Linked DNA regions of Homo sapiens: region 2 is linked to region 1. A link is a contact called in ENCODE Hi-C or POLR2A ChIA-PET data. All regions are on one chromosome and are shown on one strand. The core of a region is the stretch at or near the end of the contact, and the rest is flanking DNA. Distances in the headings are between cores, read along the strand shown.

Region 1 (4,845 bases), core at 796-3,295:
TTTTTTAAAGACGAGGTTTCTCCATGTTGCACAAGCTGGTCTTGAACTCCTGAGCTCAAGTGATCTGCCCACCTCGGCCTCCCAAAGTGTTGGGATTACAGGCGTGAGCCACTGTGCGCAGTCAAGCTGAAACTCTTAAGCAAATTTTAAATCTTACTTTAAGGAACAATTTCCTCACCTGTAAAATGGGGACACGAGGATATGATGGAAGTGAAGTCACTTTGTAACTGGTAAAGCTCTGTACAGATATTAGTTAAGATGGTTAATTTCATTAACCTGTGAAGATTCTTAACTAAACCTTGCGCAAGTTGCATTGGCTGCCCTGTCTAGGCACTAATATCTTTAGACGGACTAAGGAGGAAACACACTTTTTTTTTTTTTGAGACAGAGTCTGGCTCTGTCACCCAGGCTGGAGTACAGTGGCATGATCTTGGCTCACTGCAACCTCTGCCTCCTGGGTTCAAGCAATTCTCCTGCCTCAGCCTCCTGAGCAGCTGGGACTACAGACTATGGCCAGCACACCCAGCTAATTATTTGTATTTTTAGTAGAGATGGGGTTTCACCATGTTGGTCAGGCTGGTCTCAAACTCCTGACCTCAAGTGATCCACCCGCCTCAGCCTCCCAAACTGCTGGGATTATAGGCGTGAGCCACCGCACCCGGCCTACACGCTTCTTTTCACAAGAATGACACCCGCAACTATACTTCCCACGTAAATGGAGAGCAGTCTGGCAGATTCATCTAGACCTAGGGTTGGGTGATTATTAGGGAAAGAAAAGGTCCAACCAAGCCAGTGGGCTGAAGAGAGGACATGACCTGCTCAGTCCGAAGCAGATGTGTGACTAAAGTCTAGTCTCCTGGCTTCTCTGCAAAATACCTCATTATCGGCATTATTAACCCTAACAACTGCCATTTATTGAAATCCCACTATGTGCACGAATGGGGACCAATTTACTTCTAGATATTACAACAATCTTGTATTACTGTGCCCACTTCCTGGATGATGGGTCTGAGGTTCACAGAGATCATTTGCCCAAGTTCCTACTGAAAGTGCTAAGGTATTTCCTGAGACTGGCTCAGGGTGTGTTGCCAGACAACAATGCACACATTTTTAACACAATACTAAACTTAGTATATTATACTTATGTTAAAAATTTCGGAGCCGGGCGTGGTGGCTCACGCCTGTAATCCCAGCACTTCGGGAGGCTGAGGCGGGCAGATCACTTGAGGTCAGGAGTTCGAGACCAGCCTGGCCAACATGGTGAAACCCCGTCTCTACTAAAAATACAAAAAATTAGCTGGGCGTAGTGGCGGGCGCCTGCAATCTCAGCTACGCGGGAGGCTGACGCAGGAGAATCGCTTGAATCCGGGAGGCGGAGGTTGCAGTGAGCGAGATCGTGCCACTGCACTCCAGCATGGTCGACAGAGCGAGACTTGTCTCAAAAAAAAAAAAAAAAAGGACATGTGGTAATTCCCCTAGGGAATTTGGCCTTAGTTGTGAAAAATAAAAAAGCTATAATCAATTTCTGTTCTATCGGAAAAAAATGTATTGGCTGTTTAGCTGAAATTCAAATGTAACTTAACATCCCGTATTTTTTATATGCTACATCTGGCAACCCTGGCTTGAGGCTACCTGGCAAAAATCAAAACAGGTTCCTCCTTGTTATGCCCTATGCCTCTGTTGCCTTTATTTTTATCTTTACGAGCAATCATTAACAGTAACTTCAGACTCCAGGCTCTGGTCGCTTTAGGAGGCGGAAGGCGGACTAGGGTAGGACTCCTGGCCCTCATCAACAGGACTGCCAAGAAGCCGGGCACCTTCTGCCCCGCACAAACATGGCCGCGCCTCGCCGCCGAGGATTGGCTCCCGCCGAAAGCTCGTCCTCCTGGCTAAGGGAGCCCCTTCCATTGGGCAGTTAAAAAAAATGGCGGACCCCGCCTCCCGCCGTCCTCGGGCGCGGGGGCGGAGCCTAGAGGAGGCCTGGGACAGGGCCACCAGTGATTGGCGGAGAGCGGTGGTCAGGCCATCACGTGGCCCGAGGCCCGTTTGTTTGCGGAAGTAGGAGGAAGTAGAAGTGCTGAGTAAGCCGAGGTGAGTGACCTCGCGGGTGGGCGGGGCCTGGGGGTCCGTTCCCCAACTTCCTCGGCGCTCCGGACTCCCAAGTCTCCGCCGGACCCTCCTTTGGATATTCCTCGTGTCTCCGATTCTGAGGCATGTCCTCCATTAACCCTTATGTGACTCCCTGAGTGCCCCCACCTTCCATCTTTTCATCCCCCTGCGTCCCCAATTCCCATCCCGAGACCGCCCGTGTCTCATCTCGAACTTGTGGACCCCAGGGACCCCAGCTTCGACCCTGAGTTTCTCCCCTGAACCCCAGTCTCCTCCGTGTGTCTCCCTCAGTATCCCTAACTTCCCGAGTCAATCCATCTCTTCTCTTTCCCCGACCCTCAGTGCCTCTTTAGGCCCCATTGGCCGTCCTAATTTTCCTTCCTGTGCTCCTCTAAGTGCTCACTTGATTCCCCACTTCACGTCCGTCTCCACCTTTCGTGGTGCCTCTACTCATTTCTCACTCCCTGCTTCTCCTGCCTTTCCTCCCTGCTTTTTTTCCTTGCCTTTCCTCTCTCGCGTGCCTCCAGACCTGCCCCCGACATGCTCCCTCCTTCCCCTCAGCCTGGCCACCCCAGAGTCTCCCACCCCTAATCCTGTGTCCACCTCCTGCTCCCACAGATGACTTGGAAGCTGGTGACAGGGAGCATGTGACCAGGGTGATCATGGGACTGGGTCGGGGCAAGCCTGTGGGTGTGGGACAGGGAGGGCACAGGGCAAGGGGACCTGTGGCCGTATTTTTAATGGGCTACCCACATGACCCCAACGAATACCTCCCCCTAGCTTCTGGGTCTTTCCCTCACCTGCCTCTTACCCGCCCAACAGGATGTCAGGCAGGTTCGGTTTGGCAACGTTGAGGCTGCACCCTTGGGCTGAATGCATTGTTTTTGAATGCATTGTTTTTGTTAGAGTTTCTGCCTGGAGTTTGGAACCTGTTTTCTGTCCAAGTCTCAGTTTCCTCATCTGTGACAGGGGAACTGTACCTCCTGCCCTCGTAAGTCTGCCATGAGGTTCAAAATTTGAATGAGAAAATGTAGAAGGTAAAGCTTTATAACCAGTATGGCCCTGTACAAATACATGATTTTACTGTTGGGTCATAGGCAGAATTGAAAGGAGTGGAAAGGGAAAGGGCTAGAATGAGAAGACAAGGAGAGAAGGATGAGCAGGAGGTCCCTTGTCTTTCAGTGTATCATTTGGCAGTGTTTGTTCATCACCTCTTGTGAGTCAGGCTCTTCTGTATATGTTCTCTTCACCATTCATTCAGTCATCGTTTATCTAACAAATATTTACGGACTGTCTGATGTTCTAGGCTACCCTTGGTGTGGCCAATGATATTCTCACTTCACATGAGAAAAAGAGGGCGCATGAGTTGCTTGAGGTCACACCGATGAGGTTGAAGCTGGAATCTGACACCAGAGCCTGTGTGATTGTCCTGATGTGTAAGGTTTGCTACTGTTTAGGACACTTCTTGTTCCTTCCGTGGATTACTTTCTTGTTACATGAGAGACTCCCCAAAAGGGAGTTTCCCTCTTACTCAGCAGAATGACATCACTAAGAGATACAGAAAGGAGAAATTTAAATACTCTGTGTGTGTGTGTGTGTGTGTGTGTGTGTGTGTGTGTGTGTGTCTGCAGACATCTATTGGGTGTGTGTGCTGGGGGAAGTAGGTAGGCAAGGAGTAAGGGGCCGTAGTGAAGAGTGTGTTACAAACTTCACTTTGTAGAGGGTGGCTCCCTGGGAGAATATGTTCTGTGTCTTTCACAGTGGATTTTGATAGGGTCATGTCTTAAATGCCTCTTCTCGTTTTCGGATGGTGATCTCATCCAGTCTTATTTCTTTAAGTGCCGTCTCTATTCTGTCAGCCCACAAATTTATATCCCCAGTCCAGTCCAGACCTTTCCCTGGAATGACATACTCAAATCTAGTTGCTTACTCAGCACCTCAAACTTAGGCTTTTCAAACTTGAAGTATTTATTTATTGATTTATTTATTTTTTGAGACAGAGTCTCACTCTGTCACCCAGGCTGGAATGCAATGGCACGATCTCGGCTCACTGCAACCTCCACCTCCTGATTCTCCTGCCTCAGCCTCCCAAGTAGCTGGGATTACAAGCATGCGCCATCATGCCCAACTAATTTTTGTATTTTTGTAGAGGCGGGGTTTCACCGTGTTGGCCAGGCTGGTCTCGAACTCCTGATCTCAAGTGATCCACCTGCCTTGGCCTCCCAAAGTGGTGGGATTACAGGTGTGAGCCACCGCGCCAGGCCTCAAACTTAAGAGTTTAGAATTGAGCTCCTGTTAGTTCTGCCCTCCATCCCTGACCCCACTCTTCACCAAAACATGTCCCTCCCACTCTCTTTCTCATCTTAGGACATAGGAGTATTGTTCATTCAGTTGCTCAGGTCAAAGCTGTGAGATTATCTATGATGCCTCTCTGTTTCTTACCCCACACCCAGCCAGAGTGATCTTGTTAAAATGTTGTTTCTTTGCAGTGGCCTCTCCTCTCATGGCACATGCCTGGCCCCCTGTTGCCTCTCTGATGTCACTGGCTTCCTTGCTTTTCCTGGAACTCGCTAAACATGTTCCAGCCCCATGGCCTTTGCACACGCTCTCTTTGCCTAGCTATTCATATGACTTTCATCTCTCTCCATCAGGTATTTATTTAAGATCAATTTCTTGGTGAAGACTTCTCTCCTCACCCAATCTAAAATTTCACTCTCCACCTCAGCACTTCCTATC
Region 2 (4,861 bases), core at 2,028-4,527, 120 kb before region 1:
GTCGCCCAGGCTGGAGCGCAGTGGTGCGATCTCAGCTCGTTGCAACATCCGCCTCCCAGGTTCACGCGATTCTCCTGCCTCAGCCTCATGAGTAGCTGGGATTACAGGCACCTGCCACCACGCTGGGCTAATTTTTGTATTTTTAGTAGAGACAGAGTTTTACCAAGTGATCCGCCCATCTTAGCCTCTCAAAGTGCTGGGATTACAGGCGTGAGCCACCGTGCCCAGCCAAGTTGTTTATTTAAAATGTGATTTCAGGCCCAACTCCAGACCTGCCGAGTCAGGGCCTGGGACTCTGCCTGGGGTAGTTTTATTTATTTATTTCAAAAATATCATTTAATTGTAAGAAATAGAGATGGGGGTCTCACTGTGTTGACCAGGCTGGTCTCAAACTCCTGGCCTTGAGCAGTCTTCCCATCTTGGCCTCCCAAGATGGGAATTAACACGGGATCACAGGCATGATCCACCACGTCTGGCCTGCCCTGGGTAATGTAAAGCCTGCGGTCGGTCACACAGACCTGGTCCTGTTCCAGACCAGTGACCGTAGGTGAACGCCGAACCTCTCTGAGCCTCAGTGGCCTCATGTGAGAGTCTCTCCTTTGTTGGTTGTTGAGGGGATTAGGTGAGATACCATTCAGCGCCTTGCCAAAACAGGCCCCTCTAACAGGCTGTTGTTAAGTACTAAGCCCTTCATCAGCATAGGGAGGAAAGCTTCTTAAAAATACAAAACTGTAGAATTTTGAACTTGGAATGGAATGTGGAGATCTCGTACAGGGGTTTTAATCTTGGTCTGCAAAAGCCCTGCGATGTAGGCTGAAGGTGTGTGAGCAGAGGGTCGCCAGAGCCCCTCATGGTGTGAAACTCAAGAAAGGTGCAGGAGATGTTGAGCTGTGCTGAACCTGGGGCCAGAGCCAGAGGCCACGGCATGTGGATGGATATTAGTTTGAGTTTTAAAAACTCGACTGAAAAGGTGGCTCAAGTCTGTAATCCCAGCACTTTGGGAGGCCGAGGCAGGCGGATCTCCTGAGATCGGGAGTTTGAGACCAGTCTGACCATCATGGTGAAACGCCATCTCTGCTAAAAATACAAAAAATTAGCCAGGTGTGGTGGCGCGTGCCTATAGTCCCAGCTATTCGGGAGGCTGAGGCAGGAAAATCACTTGAACCCTGAAGGCAGAAGTTGCAGTGAGCCGAGATTTTGCCACTGCACTCCAGCCTGGGCAACAGACCGAGACTCCATCTCAAAAAAAAAAATATCAAAGGAAAGAGGGCCATGTGCCTGTCTGAGTTTGGCATCCTTCGGAAGCCCTGTCTTTTGTGTTCTGCCTCTGTCACCTCTTCCTGGTCTAGGCTTCCCCCATGTTCCCTGCCTGCCCCTCGCCCACATCTGTTGCCTCTCTGGCTCCCTAAGTCCTGTGAGTGTGGGGCCGGGCAGGCAAGCCTTCCATGGGGAACCAGTTGCCTTTCTAGCAGACTCTTCATTTCTGGATCTTCCCATTAGCTTTCCTGCAATACTCTCTTTCTCTGTCTCACAGCCAACTTGGTGAACTCCCCCTTTAGAGTTCATCCTGATGTCACATTTTCCAGGAGGCCTTCTCTGGCCTGCCCCTTAGTTATCCTTCATGGTCGAAGGCAGGCCTTTCTCCCTCTGCCTTTCCACCTCTGTGGCCCCAGCCCCTGCCTGGCCCAGAGTGCTAGGCAAGGGCCCCTCTGTTGAACAAATGGCCCCCCTCCTCCCCAGATCAGCCGCATCGAGTATATCCACTCCAAGAACTTCATCCACCGGGACGTCAAGCCCGACAACTTCCTCATGGGGCTGGGGAAGAAGGGCAACCTGGTCTACATCATCGACTTCGGCCTGGCCAAGAAGTACCGGGACGCCCGCACCCACCAGCACATTCCCTACCGGGAAAACAAGAACCTGACCGGCACGGCCCGCTACGCTTCCATCAACACGCACCTGGGCATTGGTGAGGGAGCCAGGCCTGGAGCAGTGTGCACCCGGGGCCACTGGCTGGGGCCCAGCTCTCTGGAGCCCTCTCACCCCCTACCCTGATGGAGGCCCCCAGGCTCTTTTCTAGTGAGAAAGTCCCCACCCCGTCTGCCCCCAAGCTCGTGCTTATTCCGTGTCCTTGCACAGTCGGGTCTTCCCCTTCGTAAGCCAAGCTGTGTGTGCCGGGCGCCTTCCCTGGCCCTGCTTCCTCCTCCGCCCTGTTGGTGCAGGCTGGAAGATACAGGCTCAGAGGTTTAACATGGGTTGCTTAAGGTCATGCAGCTTAGCTAATGCCAAAGCTGGACTTGACCCCGGCCCTGTCTGATGCTGAAGCTTGTGACCTCTCCACGGGGTGGGCCAGGCAAGGGGGCAGTAGGTGCCCTCTCATAGTCATTGAATGATTAAGTGCCTGAACTGGAAAAACTAGGCCCAAATTAAGTTGAGAAGGCCCTGCCTCAGGCTTCTTCTCTGTAGGAGGAGGATAATAGCAGTGCCTGTTTAAAATGCGTGCAGTGAGCAACATCCGACGTGGGGGCAGGAGGGTCCTGGTGCATTGTGAGGAGCATGACCCAGAGGATGAGTTAGGGGCCTGAGTGGACCCCTGTCCCTCACCTAGTCTTTGACTCTCTGTGCAGAGCAAAGCCGTCGAGATGACCTGGAGAGCCTGGGCTACGTGCTCATGTACTTCAACCTGGGCTCCCTGCCCTGGCAGGGGCTCAAAGCAGCCACCAAGCGCCAGAAGTATGAACGGATCAGCGAGAAGAAGATGTCAACGCCCATCGAGGTCCTCTGCAAAGGCTATCCCTGTGAGTAGCCCAGTGGGAGGGGACATGCCTGGGGGCCCCTGAGGCACTGTCTAAGGGAAAGGTGAGGCCATACAAAGCCCACGCTGGGGCTAGGCGCGGTGGTTCACGCCTGCAGTCCTGGCACTTTGGGAGGCCAAGGCAGGTGGATCATGAGGTCAGGAGGTCGAGACCAGCCTGAGTAACATGGTGAAACCCTGTCTCTACTAAAAATACAAAAATTAGCCCCACCTGTAATCCCAGCTACTCAGGAGGCTGAGGCAGGAGAATTGCTTGAACCTGGGAAGCGGAGGTTGCAGTGAGCCGAGATTGCACCATTGCACTCCAGTCTGGGTGACAGAGCGAGACATCATCTCAAAAACAACAACAACAAAGCCCACACTGGGCTGCCCCACAGCCCTTGGCACCTGAGCAGTAATCCCTGGCTCTTTGCCACTCCTTGGCACAGCCAGAAGGCCCGGTTTCCCTGTCCTGGCTGTTACACCTGTTGCTTCCCGGCCTACATTCCTGCCTCATCTCCCAAGGGCCCTCTCCCCAGTGTTTTTGAGGAGGAATTGGAAGTTTTCCTCTTCTTGCTTAGGTTGTGTTAGAAGGTCCCGTCAGGCTCTTGCAGTCCTTTGAATTTATGGCAACGATTGATCTGTGGGCCCCAGGGTGCTTGGCGAGGGCAGCGGAAGAGCTGTGGGCATGGATGGCTCCTGGATCCGGCTACCTGGCAGAGGCTCCTGGCCACTGTTCGCAGGTCTTCCCTTGCTCTGAAAGCAGCAGAGGCTCTGCTCACGGGCAGGCTAGGCTTTCATCACAGTAGGATAGGGAAGGCCATGGCTCTGTTGCCTCCTTTTCTTGCCTCTCACAGATTGGAAGTATCTAGGGACAGTGGGTGGCTAGGACAGTGCTGGCTGCAGGGGGTCTGGGAGCGTGGGCCTCACAGTGGCCTTCTCTATCCTCTGCAACACCCTCCAGCCGAATTCTCAACATACCTCAACTTCTGCCGCTCCCTGCGGTTTGACGACAAGCCCGACTACTCTTACCTACGTCAGCTCTTCCGCAACCTCTTCCACCGGCAGGGCTTCTCCTATGACTACGTCTTTGACTGGAACATGCTGAAATTCGTGAGTCACCTGGAGGCCAAGGCGGGCTTGGGGGACTGGATGGGGAAGGCCCTGACTCAGAGGGCCAGAGTGAGCTGGTGGCGGGAGGGGCTCCCGACAGACGGGAGGTACGAGCTGGACAGTGTGGTTGACCTCACTGGGGTCCCAGAGCCCTCCAGCCTCATCCGTGCTGACAGCTTGTGCCACCATGGGCAGCAGGGCCCAGGCAGGGCGCTGTCTCCCGTCGGAACAAGGAGGATCTGGCTTCACCTGGGGTCCCTCCTGGGTGCCCGCAGCAGGGCATGGGTGGTGCTGGCGGCGCCCCCTGCTGCCCTGATTGCTGCCTACACCGTCCTGCTGCTCCTGTTCTGCACATCCCAGGTGGCTACCTGCACCATGGCCCCTCGGGCCAGCCTGGACCCAGTCATGGTGCTTGCTTTCTTCTTGGTCATGGGCCCCTGGGTCTGGCTAGGCAGTTGTTCTGTTTCCCTCTTTTAAGAGTCCCAGGGGTGGGGTTGGGTGGGGAGCAGCATTGGCCGGCCGTACCCAGAGCTCTGGAATCTGTGAAATTGTATGTCTTGTTTCACATCTCTTCTGGAAAAGGGGGCTTCCTCGAGCCAGGCTCAGCCCCGTGACAGCCCCATGACAGCGAAGGGACCTTTCTGTCCCCGCCCCTGTCCCTGTGCTGGGCCCACGTACTCACCCACGTACTGGTAAGGATCCTCTGAGGTCTGGCTTTTCCAAAATTTGCCACTTGACCAGTGAGCGCAAGAGGCTGAGCCTCAGCTGTGCTTTTTGTCCCTTTCAGGTGCCCGGCTCCCCTGGGCACCCAGAGCCCCCCAGATAGGCCGGTGGAGGAGGTGGAGGAGCTGTCCCCCCAAAACTACTGGCCTGTGGTCTGGACTCCAGGGCCCCATTTCTGATGTCGCCAGGTGTGCCTGAGCCCATCGGGGCCAGGCCTGAGGAAGTGTTTCT

The links. A loop is a pair of places that touch in the nucleus more often than their neighbours do. ChIA-PET counts read pairs that join two places held with the same protein, here RNA polymerase II (POLR2A). Pooled maps may share reads with other maps.
Region 2: a map of PC-9 shows a loop between it and region 1 (2.3-fold over the local background). The contact joins the enhancer-like site here to the promoter of PLA2G6 in region 1. A Hi-C loop is called at or near these places in 2 of 168 maps with a recorded cell type or tissue (PC-9 and endothelial cell of hepatic sinusoid), 9 of 37 single-sample maps with no recorded cell type and 5 of 50 pooled maps. POLR2A ChIA-PET finds 5 or more read pairs at or near these places in 9 of 52 experiments (BJ, CD4-positive, alpha-beta T cell, CD8-positive, alpha-beta memory T cell and 6 more).

Annotation. Positions count from the first base shown.
Region 1 is chr22:38,179,030-38,183,874 of GRCh38, reverse strand. PLA2G6 (phospholipase A2 group VI) reads left to right here and starts at 2,045. Exons shown (of 17, transcript NM_003560.4): 1 at 2,045-2,211. RefSeq lists enhancers at 1,773-1,882, 1,799-2,093, 2,043-2,492, 3,123-3,192, 3,473-3,642.
Region 2 is chr22:38,297,832-38,302,692 of GRCh38, reverse strand. It overlaps TPTEP2-CSNK1E (TPTEP2-CSNK1E readthrough), which reads left to right. Exons shown (of 15, transcript NM_001289912.2): 9 at 1,741-1,969; 10 at 2,628-2,798; 11 at 3,759-3,907. CSNK1E (casein kinase 1 epsilon) reads left to right here. Exons shown (of 11, transcript NM_152221.3): 5 at 1,741-1,969; 6 at 2,628-2,798; 7 at 3,759-3,907. Among named protein-coding and RNA genes, the nearest start is that of CSNK1E, 17 kb to the left of the region's middle. RefSeq lists enhancers at 2,618-3,291, 3,174-4,374. Within about 2 kb of position 3,277, at least 7 of the 41 ENCODE cell types and tissues checked have a DNase peak (open chromatin) inside an H3K27ac peak, as active enhancers do; they include PC-9, where a contact is called at or near this core.